Linked DNA regions of Homo sapiens: region 2 is linked to region 1. Evidence: chromatin loops called from intact Hi-C (ENCODE). Cell type or tissue: CD4-positive, alpha-beta T cell. All regions are shown on one strand. Each heading gives the region's core, and the rest is flanking DNA. Links, peaks and the distances in the headings are about the cores only.

Region 1 (5,390 bases), core at 268-5,267:
CTTAGAGGTGGCATCTGAACCAATTATGCAAATAAGTCCACTCAGTGAAGAAGGGGGCAGAACTTTTTGAGCAGAAGGAACAGTAAGTGGAAAGGCACAAAGGAAGAATGAACATCCAGTGTAGTGAAACTGAAGGCAGCTGCATTTTGGTGGGGCTGGTGAGTGAAGCTGCTCTCCCTCTCCAGGCATTGATTTCTTCAGGTGTCAACTGGGGAGATGGACATGGTCATCTCTGAGAGCCAATACAGTTCAAGTACTGTCCCAAATCTGTAACCGATTATTAGAAACTGGGAAGAGTGACATGGTCATCTCTGAGAGCCAGTCCAGTTCAAACACTGTCCCAAATCTGTAACTGATTATTACGAACTGGGAAGTGACATGGTCATCTCTGAGAGCCAGTCCAGTTCAAACACTGTTCCAAATCTGTAACTGATTGTTACGGACTCCTGTTGAGGAAGAAGAAGGTAAAAAACCCTGCATCCAAGATGAGCCCCCACTTCCACGAAGCTCCCTTCCAGTCAGTTTCATCATTGGCTCTACTGCTCTGATGGATTTTTCAGAACGTTCTGTTTTCCCCCTGTCTTTTTCTAGGCTGTTCTTGCTGGAGATTTAATTCTTTCTGCAGCATCTATAGCTCTGGCACGAATTGGAAATACAACTGTTATATCTATTTTAACCCAAGTTATTGAAGATTTGGTGCGTGGTACGTTGATTCTGATTTTTCTTCTTTGTTATTCAACCCTGGTGTTTAGCCAGGCAATAAAGCCACCTCTCAAATGACTCCTTTCCTTCTTTATAGGTGAATTTCTTCAGCTCGGGTCAAAAGAAAATGAGAATGAAAGATTTGCACACTACCTTGAGAAGACATTCAAGAAGACCGCCAGCCTGATAGCCAACAGTTGTAAAGCAGTATGTACGTTCTGTCTTTCTTCAAGTTAAAGCCTCATAGCTCTTTTTTGGGAGCTAATTTTCCTAGAAAATATTTCGGTGAAGAATCTTAAAATAGTACCCAAAAATCCCAAGAGGTTAATGAGGAAAAGAATGACATCCCCAAACAATAGAGGACTTCTGCTGTGTTTTCATTTTTGCCATCTTCTTTTGGTATGCAGGCGTTGACTTTTCATCTTTTCTTCCCAAGAATTCAATCAAAATAAGCTTTCCCGCACCTTCCCCAATCTGATTGCCAAACTGTATCATTTTGAACAATTTATCATAATTTCTCTAATGATTGATATCACACACACTCTTTCTGACACTTCACCTTTTAGAAATGAAGTGCTCTGTTCTTTAATATAATATTTACTCAGGAAAAGATATCTGTTAGATTGTACTAGCATTCTATGAACTTTTTTTTGTTTTTTTGTTTTTTGTGTTTTTTTGAGACAGAGTCTTTTGCTGTGTGGCCCAGGCTACAAAGCAGTGGTGTGATCTTGGCTCACTACAACCTCCACCTCCCAGGTTCAGGCAATTCTCCTGCCTCAGCTTCCCTAGTAGCTGGGACCACAGGTGTGCGCCATCACACCCAGCTAATTTTTGTATTTTTCATAGGGATGGGGGTTTGCCATGTTGGCCGGGCTGGTCTCAAACTCCTGCCCTCAAGTGATCCACCCACCTTGGCCCTGCAAAGTACTGGGATTACAGGCATGAGCCATTGCACCTGGCCAATACATTGCACCTGGCCAATCCTTCTAATATTTTTACATGAAATATAAACAAGTCCTATTTCTTCAGAGTACAAATTGAGTATAAGCCATAACTGTTTTTCCCCTTGCTTTCTCCCTCCCTCCGCTGTGCATACACATGTATACATTTTTTTTTTAATGAGTAATACCTTTAATCCGTAGACAAATGTGTGGTATTCATCGTTAGTCCAAGAATGAAAAGCAGTCTCTCCATAGAATTGTTTATCTGCCCATCTCTAAGCCTGACAGATACACAGAGACAAAACCTGGACAAATGACATTCCCATGTAATTACAGCCACAAAATAAGGAAGACCTGTAAGGGTCGCATGTCAATTGCTGTCATGATAGACTCCTAACATAATTAACAGGTAAAGAGAGCTTTTGCTCAGACCTCTCAGATGAAAAAGTCTCTTGCTGTTAGTGTCTCTGTTTTGAAAAGTGTCAAGAAATGTATAATTGCAAGGCAGAAAAGAATGAGGACAATCTTTTCTTCCTAAAAAGACCTAATAGAAACTTTAAGGAATGTGAATTATGTAGAACATGCTAGCCACAGTCTCGACCACTTTTGTCTTTTTATTAAAAGGGCTATTATGTTTTTATTTCCAAGAAATTATGTGGGTTTTTTTTTTAAAGTGAGATGGAAGAAAGTATAGACACGAGATGCTAAATAAGAGAATAGCCTATTTTAAGTGGGTGCTCTAACACTTTTACAGTAATCCTTTACATATTATCATGCCCTTGATGGCCCAACTCTCCCTGAAGGTCAGGATCCATCCTCTTAACACATTAGGGTGCCTTAATATTACTTACTAATATTTATCCTTAAGAGGATGTGTTAAGTGAGGCTCATTGATAATTTCACAATTTGAGACTGCAAACTTAGAAGCATTAGCATGGTCAGGCAAGGTGGCTCACACCTGTAATCCCAGCATTTAGGGAGACTGAGGCGGAAGGTTTGCTTGTGACCAGAAGTTCAAGACCAACCTAGGCAACATAGCAAGATCCCCATCTCTACTTAAAAATAATGTTTAAAAAATAAAGTCTTAGAAGCATTAGTAGTAGTGAGACTATTGGAATTGGAAACACCAAGACTTACTGTCTGCACCATGCAGACATCCTGCAGGCACGGGGTGGGGCGGCACCAAATTGGAGCTAGCACAGAAATTCACTCAGTGATGGAAGCTTACAAAGGGTCCAAAGAAATGGACCTGAGTCATGATAGAGAGGTTTCCTTGTGGTCACTGTTTTCTGTTTAAGAAGCCAAAGATAATGCACAGGAATTCTTTTATAAAGATATGCACCTCATTCTTCAAAGATTAGCAGCTGAACGAACAGTGAACATGTTAACGTGGCTGGACCCTTATTAAAAATGAAATGTTTCATGCTGCCCACTAGGGGGCATGCTGGCATCGTCCCAGCACTACCTCCTTTTCATGTGGTTTATTCCTAAACTCCACAGCTCTTAGAATAATAAAGCAAAATGATAGTGTGAGCTATTTGAATAAAAGTTTCTATATTTAAGTGCCTATGGGTGGAAATATTCCAGAGGTGTTATGGATTCAAAATGGCTATTTTTACGTACTCTTGGTATTTAAAATGCAAAGCCATGCGAGCTCCAAATAAATGCATGCAAAGCAAATTAGACACACCAAAAAGAGGGGAGGAGGAGAACTGAAAGAGCAGAATTATTACAGAAGAAGAACTAATGGGATTGCAAAATGTATTGAGAATTGGAGGGAAACTTACAAGCTGCATTCTACTAAGGATACCATTTCTTCATCTCCCTTCCTTTTTTTAGTGAAAATAATATTAAAATCTAAGAGAGGGCTGTCTAGGGGGATTGTTTTGTGATTGACTGATATTAAAATAGAATCCATTTTAGGCCGGGCACGGTGGCTCACACCTGTAATCCTAACACTTTAGGAGGCCGAGGCGAGTGGATCACTTTAGTCCAGGATTTCAAGACCAGCCTGGCCAACATGGCAAAACCCCGTCTGTACTAAAAATACAAAAATTAGCCGGGCGTGGTGGTGCACGCCTGTAATGCCAGCTACTTGGGAAGCTGAGGCAGGAGAACCGCTTGAACCCGGGAGGTGGAGGTTGCAGTGAGCCAAGATCACTCCACTGCATTCCAGCCTGGGCAATAGAGCGAGAGTCTCTCAAAAAAAAAACAAACAAACCAGAATTCATGTTATTATCAAAAGATGACTTATTTATTTACATACTTACTCACTTGCAAAATACATTTTGTACTCATGCAAAATACATTTTGTAGTTTACTAATAAAGACAGTGGCTTGTTTCCCAGGAAATCTGGTGGAAATGAGACCTGAGAGGTCAGAGGGCCTGTCCAGTTGTTGTTAAGCCAGACAGTAGCTGAGTTGAGACTTGAACCCAGAGCTGGGTATGGTAATCCTGCCTTGTTTCTCTCTCTCTCTCTCTCTTTTTTTTTTTTTTTCTGAATTTCTATTTTCTCCAGGGCTGCTTGTGGCCTGGAATTAATGGGCTCTCTTCCTATTACTTGATTTTCAAAGCCTCAGAGTACCACTACAGAATTGCATATTGTGGGTCACATTAGCAGAACACTCTTTTTTTTTTTTTTTAATTCATTTTTTTGAGATGGAGTCTCGCTCTGTTGCCCAGGCTGGAGCGCAGTGGCATGATCTCAGCTCACTGCAACCTCCACCTCCCAGGTTCAAGTGATTCTCCCACCTCAGCCTCCCGAGTAGCTGGGATTACAGGTGCACACCACCACATGCCACACCTGGCCTCTTTTTTTTTTACAATATTCATATCTATCTATAGGCCTCATTCAGATCTTGCCAGTTGTGAACTGTTATAACGAAAGGGAAAACATATTTTTCTGTTCCAGCATCCAGTCCAGGATTTCACGTTGCATTTTGCTGTCATGACTCTGTAGTCTCTTGTCATCTAGAACAGTCTTTCTTTGCCTCTCATTACCTTGGTATTTGGAAGAGTGCAGGCCAGTTATGTTGTTGAGCCTCTCAGTCGGGCTTCTCTGATACTTCTCAAGATTCGATCCAGGTTATGAATATTTGGCAGGAATACCACAAGAGCGGTGCTGTCCTCAGCTCCTCATACCAGGAGGCGCGTGCTGTCTTGTCTGTCCCATTACTGGTGATGCATGCCTGGATCGCTTGATTAGGATACTGTCGGGCCGGGCACAGTGGCTCACGCCTGTAATCCCAGCACTTTGGAAGGCCGAGGTGGGCAGATTACCTGAGGTCAAGAGTTCAAGACCAGCCTGGCCAACATGGTAAAACCCCATCTCTACTAAAATTATAAAAAATTAGCTGGGCATGGTGGCGGGCACCTGTAATCTCAGCACTTTGGGAGGCCGAGGCAGGTAGATCACCTGAGGTCAAGAGTTTGACAAGCGTGGCCAACATAGTGAAACCATGTCTCTACTAAAAATACAAAAATTAGCCGGGCGTAGTGGCAGGCGCCTATAATCCCAGCTACTCTGGAGGCTGATACAGGAGAATTGCTTGAATCCGGGAGGCGGAGGTTGCAGTGAGCCGAGATTGCACCATTGCACTCAAGCCTGGGCAACAAGAGTGAAACTCCATCTCAAAAAAAAAAGATACTGTCTGCCAGGTTTCTTCAATCTAAAATTACTATTTTAACCTATTTTGGGCAAAGTATTTTCAGATTATGTAAATATTATTCTGATGGTTGTCAAATGG
Region 2 (5,390 bases), core at 204-5,203, 120 kb before region 1:
GACTAAAGGAGTGGAAATTAGTACAGGTAAGAAAAATCCAGAAAAGTAAAATTATGCATCCAGAAACAATACATAAGAGGCTTAGACACAGTATCATGGTCAAGCTTCTCCATGGCCAATAACCAAAGTAAAAGCAACAGAATTCAGCACAAGGGAGTTAACTTTCAGCAATGTGAGTTATTAAACTTCGAATGTGTCACCAAGAAAAATAATGGAATTCCCTTCTCGGTGACAGTTAAAATAATGGAAAAGCTTTAGGAAGAGCAAAAAATTTCCACAAGAATAGAAAAACATATTTTGCTATTATGTATTATGTTTACTTTAGAACTACTATGATAGAAATATTGGTATATGTAATGTGTGACGAAAGAATGTATGTGATCAAGTTATAAATGCTGCTCAAAAAAATCACATATACTGTCAGGATGTAGGAACACCTGTTCTTTTTTTCTAGGCATCTTTTAAGCAAAATAACTGCCTTGTCTATGCCTTGTTTAAGAAGTGGTGCATCTTAACTTCCTGTAACAAAATATTCTAATGGTTCTGCACTTCCTTTGCTAGCTTTAGTGTTTTAAATTCTAAGCAGTAATCTCCAGTGTTGGCAGGCCAACGAGAGAAAACAAGAGAATTGCCTTTCCTCTTTAAATGCTTACCACGTGGGGTTGTAAATTAGGTCAGCCATGTGGAAAGCAGTTCGGAGATTCTCCAAGAACTTAAAACGTAACTACTGTTCAACCCGGCAATCCCATTACTGGGTATATATCCAAAAGAAAACAAATCATTCTATCAACAACACACCTACGTTCGTCACAGCACTATTCACAATAGCAAAGACATGGAATCAAGTCAGTGACTATCAACTATGGGTTGGATAAAGAAAATGTGATACATATAAATCATGGAATACTATACAGCCATAAAAAAGAATGAAATCATGTTGGTGTGCTGCGCCCATTAACTTGTCATTTAGCATTAGGTATATCTCCTAATGCTATCCCTCCTCCCTCCCCCCACCCCACAACAGTCCCCGGTGTGTGACGTTCCCCTTCCTGTGTCCATGTGTTCTCATTGGTCAATTCCCACCTATGAGCGAGAACATGCGGTGTTTGGTTTTTTGTCCTTGCGATAGTTTGCTGAGAATGATGGTTTCCAGTTTCACCAACATGGCACATGTATACATAAGTAAGAAACCTGCACGTTGTGCACATGTACCCTAAAACTTAAAGTACAATAATAATAACATAAAAAAATTTAAAAAAAAAGAATGAAATCATGTCCTTTGAAGCAACATAGATATAGCTGTAGGCCATTATCCTAAATGAATTAACACAGCAACCGAAAACCAAATACTGCATATTCTCACTTATAAATGGGAGCTCAACATTGGGTACTCATGGACATAAAGATGGCAACAATAGACATTGGGGACTTCTGGGGAGCGGAAGCGTTGAAAAACGATTGGGTATTATGCTCACTACCTCGGTGAGGGGATCAGTCATACCCCAAACCTCAGGGTTATGCAATATGTCCATGTAATAAACCTCCACATTTCCCCTGAATCTAAAATAAAAGTTGCAATTATAAAATTAAAAAACAAATAAATAAATATTTCCCACGTATCTATTAGGTTCTTTGACATCCATCGAGGGATAATGTTGCTCTATGATGAAGTCAAATAATCCCCTGGAGATAAAAAGGACATAGTATCGGTGTCCCTCAGAACACAGCATCCAATATCCAGGTACCTAAATCCCTCGACATCTATGAATTCATTAGATCAGGCTCAAGATGTTAAAACTTGAAGAATAAGGTTTTACTGCCAAAACAGCCAAAAAGCAATATTTCTTCAATATCAATCAAAAATGAAAATATGTTTCTAAGATCATATGAGATTCTACCTTATGTTACAAATTTGATTACTTCAATAAACATCCATTGGGTACCTGCTGTACCTACTGTATGCTAAGCCCTGGGCAAGTGCTAGGAAAAAGAATGGTAAGACCCAGAACCCAGACCTCAAAGAGTACATGCTCTACTAGGGAAGAAGAACATATGAAGAAATCATGATGTTACATTATAATAAATGCAATACCAGAATTATATAAAATGAATAGCGATAACAGAGCAGAGAATGATTATTTGTGGTAGGTCATTTAAGGCTTCACACATGAGGTGACAAAAAATTGGCAAATGTCTGAGGTTAAAATATTTAAAGTTGTACCAGGATTCAGCAAACATGTAATAAATAAAATATATAAAGTGCAAATGTATCATACTTTCTATTCTCATTTTAACCAACTATTCTAGTTACCTGCCTAACCACTAGCATGGACTGCACTGAATAAGAGGAAATCTGGAAGCAAATTTCAGCTGTAGATATGATTTGGAAATCACTAAAACCCAGTTAAAATAGTAAGTGTAGATTAGCATTTGTCTAATATCTATCTATGTCTCATATGTATATACACACACCATACACTGTATATGAGAGTATGTCATATTAGCCAGTGGAGGCATGTCAAGGATGAAGTGCTTAATCATATGCATTAAATGCTAGGGAGATCCGTGAACTATAACTGAAACATGACCACTAGATGGAGCAATTTCAGTGACATGGTGTGAATCCAGGCAGAACTGACCCAGAAAGCAAATGGGTAGTTAGAAATAATGCCTTGTTCAATTCCCACCTATGAGTACATATGTAACTAACCTGCACATTGTGCACATGTACCCTAAAACTTAAAGTGTAATAATAACAAAATAAAAAATAAAAAAAAAAGAAATAATGCCTCGTGAAAGTAGACAACTCTCCACGGGCCAGGATGACCAGAAGCTCAGTAAATGTTGCTGAGGTAAGAGACAGAGCAGCTGTGACAAGTGCGATGACTTCTTTGCTCTTATACATTTCCTTCATTTTGTTCGCATATTCTTCCTGGTCCAAATCTGTATTTACTATGCTGAAAACTTTAATATAGGATCCATATTCTAAATGATCCTAGTTTGTGTAAGGCATTTTTTCTTAAGTATTTCCAATAACTTTTAAAAACTACATTAACTTTTAAAATGGAAACAGAACTCCTCGTAAAGAAGGTTTTTTTGTTTGAAGGAACATCTTGCTAAGTCTGCTTGAAGAAGACGGGATTTTGTAAGCACACATGCCAGCAGGTACCAAAATCTCGGAGAATGATGGAAGCCCCACTGTATGAAAGGGGAAGAATTGATTGCTTTTGCTCTTTTGAAAAAAAAAATTCCTCCTCCATCTTCCCTACAGAAATCTTCAGCAAGACGCTCTCTGTTCTTAAAGACGTTGTGTGCATTTGGTTTGCTGTTTGTGTTCATCCTTTTGATGAGGCTGAGTTTCACATCTGGGTCAGCCTAGTAGGAAATAGGTACTATCACACATATCAAAGCTGGAGTCCAGGTAGAGGGGAGACACAAGACAGAGGATACACCTGGGGAATCCCAGGAATTGGGAAGAGAGTTTTGGATTTCTGGAGGCTACAGAATTGAGCAATTTGAGTCACTTCCCGTACCTCCCCAGTGTATGAGTGGTACGGAGGCCCTCATCCGTAACTGGGGTGCATCCTACATTATAAGTTTTTTGAGAAACGGGACTGTTGGGTCTTATACTTCTTTTTCTAATCTCCTAAAAAACCTACATGGCATTAAGCACAATAGAAAATGTTACAAATATTTATTTGAAATATTGTATTTTATTTATAAGAAAACAGAAAATACTCAACTTCACAGCACATAAATAAGCATTTTTTCCAACTGTCTTGTACAATTTTTTAAAATGTAATTTCTTATTCAGACTTAAAAAAAGAAGAAAATCTTGCCATTTGCAACAACATGGATGAAGCTCAAGGACATTATGTTAAAGTGAAATAAGCCAGACACAGAAAGACAAATACTGCATAATCTCACTTATATGGGGAATCTAAAAAAGTCAAACTCATAGAAATAGAGAGTGTAATGGTGGTGAGCAGCGTCGATGAGGTAGGGGAAATGGGGAGATGTTGTTCAAAGGACACGAAGTTGCAGTTATAAGATGAATAAGTCCTGAAGACCAAATGGATAGACTGTGGTTGATAATAACACCTTGTACCTTTGAAATTTGCTAAGAGAGCAGATCTTAAGTATTCTCACCACAAAAAAGTAACTATGTGAGGTAATGTATATGTTAATTAGCTTCATTGTGGTAATCATTTCAAAACATATACATATATCAAAACATCACATTGTACACCTTAAATGTAAACAATTTTTAATGTCAATTATACTTGAGTAAAGCGGGGGGAAAATGGTCACTTTCATAGTTTAAAAAATGTAATTTTCTTAAATTCTTGGTCATCAATCATAGACTTATAAAATAAAACAAGCAACAAACAAAAATGTAATTTTCTAACCTCAGTAAATCTAGTTCACTAAAATGAGCCAAAATTTCTAATGATCCAACTCTGAACCATGATTCTGCAGCACACAGCACTACTGCGCCTTAAAGAGAAACATTTATTGGCCTGGCGTGGTGGCTCACACCTATAATCCCAGCAATTTGGGAGGCTGAGGTGGGTGGATCACGAGGTCAGGAGTTTGAGACCAGCCTGACCAACATGGTGAAATCCCGTCTCTACCAGCCTGACCAACATGGTGAAATCCCATCTCTACCAAAAATACAAAAAAAAAAAAAAATTAGCTGGGTGTGGTGGCAGGCGCCTGTAATCCCAGCTACTCAGGAGGCTGTGACAGCAGAATCACGTGAATCTGGGAAGGCTGAGGTTGCAGTGAGCCTAGATCATGCCACTGCACTCCCACCTAGGCAACAAGAGTGAGACTCCACCTCAAAAAAAAAAAAAGAGAAACATTTATTTTAAAAAATTATTTTAATAAAAAATAAAATAGTCCCTGAGATTATCAGAAAAATAACTAATTTACATCCATAAAGGATCAGGGGCATTTCTTTATTCCTTAAAGAATGAAACAGAATGTCCAGAATCACACTTTTACAGCCAGCAAGCCTCTAATCTAGCTAAAGGCTGAGAGAGGGGCTCCAAACTCTTGATTCCCCACTTGTCTCATCAATAGTGACTATTTCACTGTACTTGATCCTGAATAAGGGAATGAATTATTTATTTTGCATATGTCCTTAACATAAATACAATCAGTAAATACAACTCACGTTTCTTTCTCATAAGGAATGCTGTACTTACAGGTGTTTAGATGTCAAGATGAATTCCACACCAGGGTGACAGCCCCTGCCCTGTGGCTGCTGTCCTTCAATACAGTCCTGCACTCACTACCTCTGGGCCTTTGTTGATTCTCTTCTCCCTTCTGCCACACAACCCACTCCCTGTCCTCCCCCTTCTGAAATCCTACCTAACCTTCTACTC

The links. A loop is a pair of places that touch in the nucleus more often than their neighbours do. Peaks named below come from ENCODE experiments on the same cell type or tissue, not always from the same donor. Only the 100,000 strongest peaks of a DNase experiment are listed, where the experiment ranks them.
Region 2: a loop joins it to region 1, with 2.6 times the contacts of the local background. A loop is called at or near these places in 5 of 110 quality-filtered maps.

What each region holds. Positions count from the first base shown.
Region 1 is chr10:26,723,215-26,728,604 of GRCh38, forward strand. It overlaps PDSS1 (decaprenyl diphosphate synthase subunit 1), which reads left to right. Exons shown (of 12, transcript NM_014317.5): 7 at 592-703; 8 at 800-909. Among named protein-coding and RNA genes, the nearest start is that of PDSS1, 28 kb to the left of the region's middle. In CD4-positive, alpha-beta T cell, for the core only: CTCF peaks have their summits at 3,084 (motif pointing right) and 3,285; a DNase peak (open chromatin) is centred at 3,077.
Region 2 is chr10:26,603,974-26,609,363 of GRCh38, forward strand. No RefSeq gene overlaps it. Among named protein-coding and RNA genes, the nearest start is that of FAM238A, 17 kb to the left of the region's middle. In CD4-positive, alpha-beta T cell, for the core only: CTCF peaks have their summits at 2,667 and 2,876; a DNase peak (open chromatin) is centred at 2,548.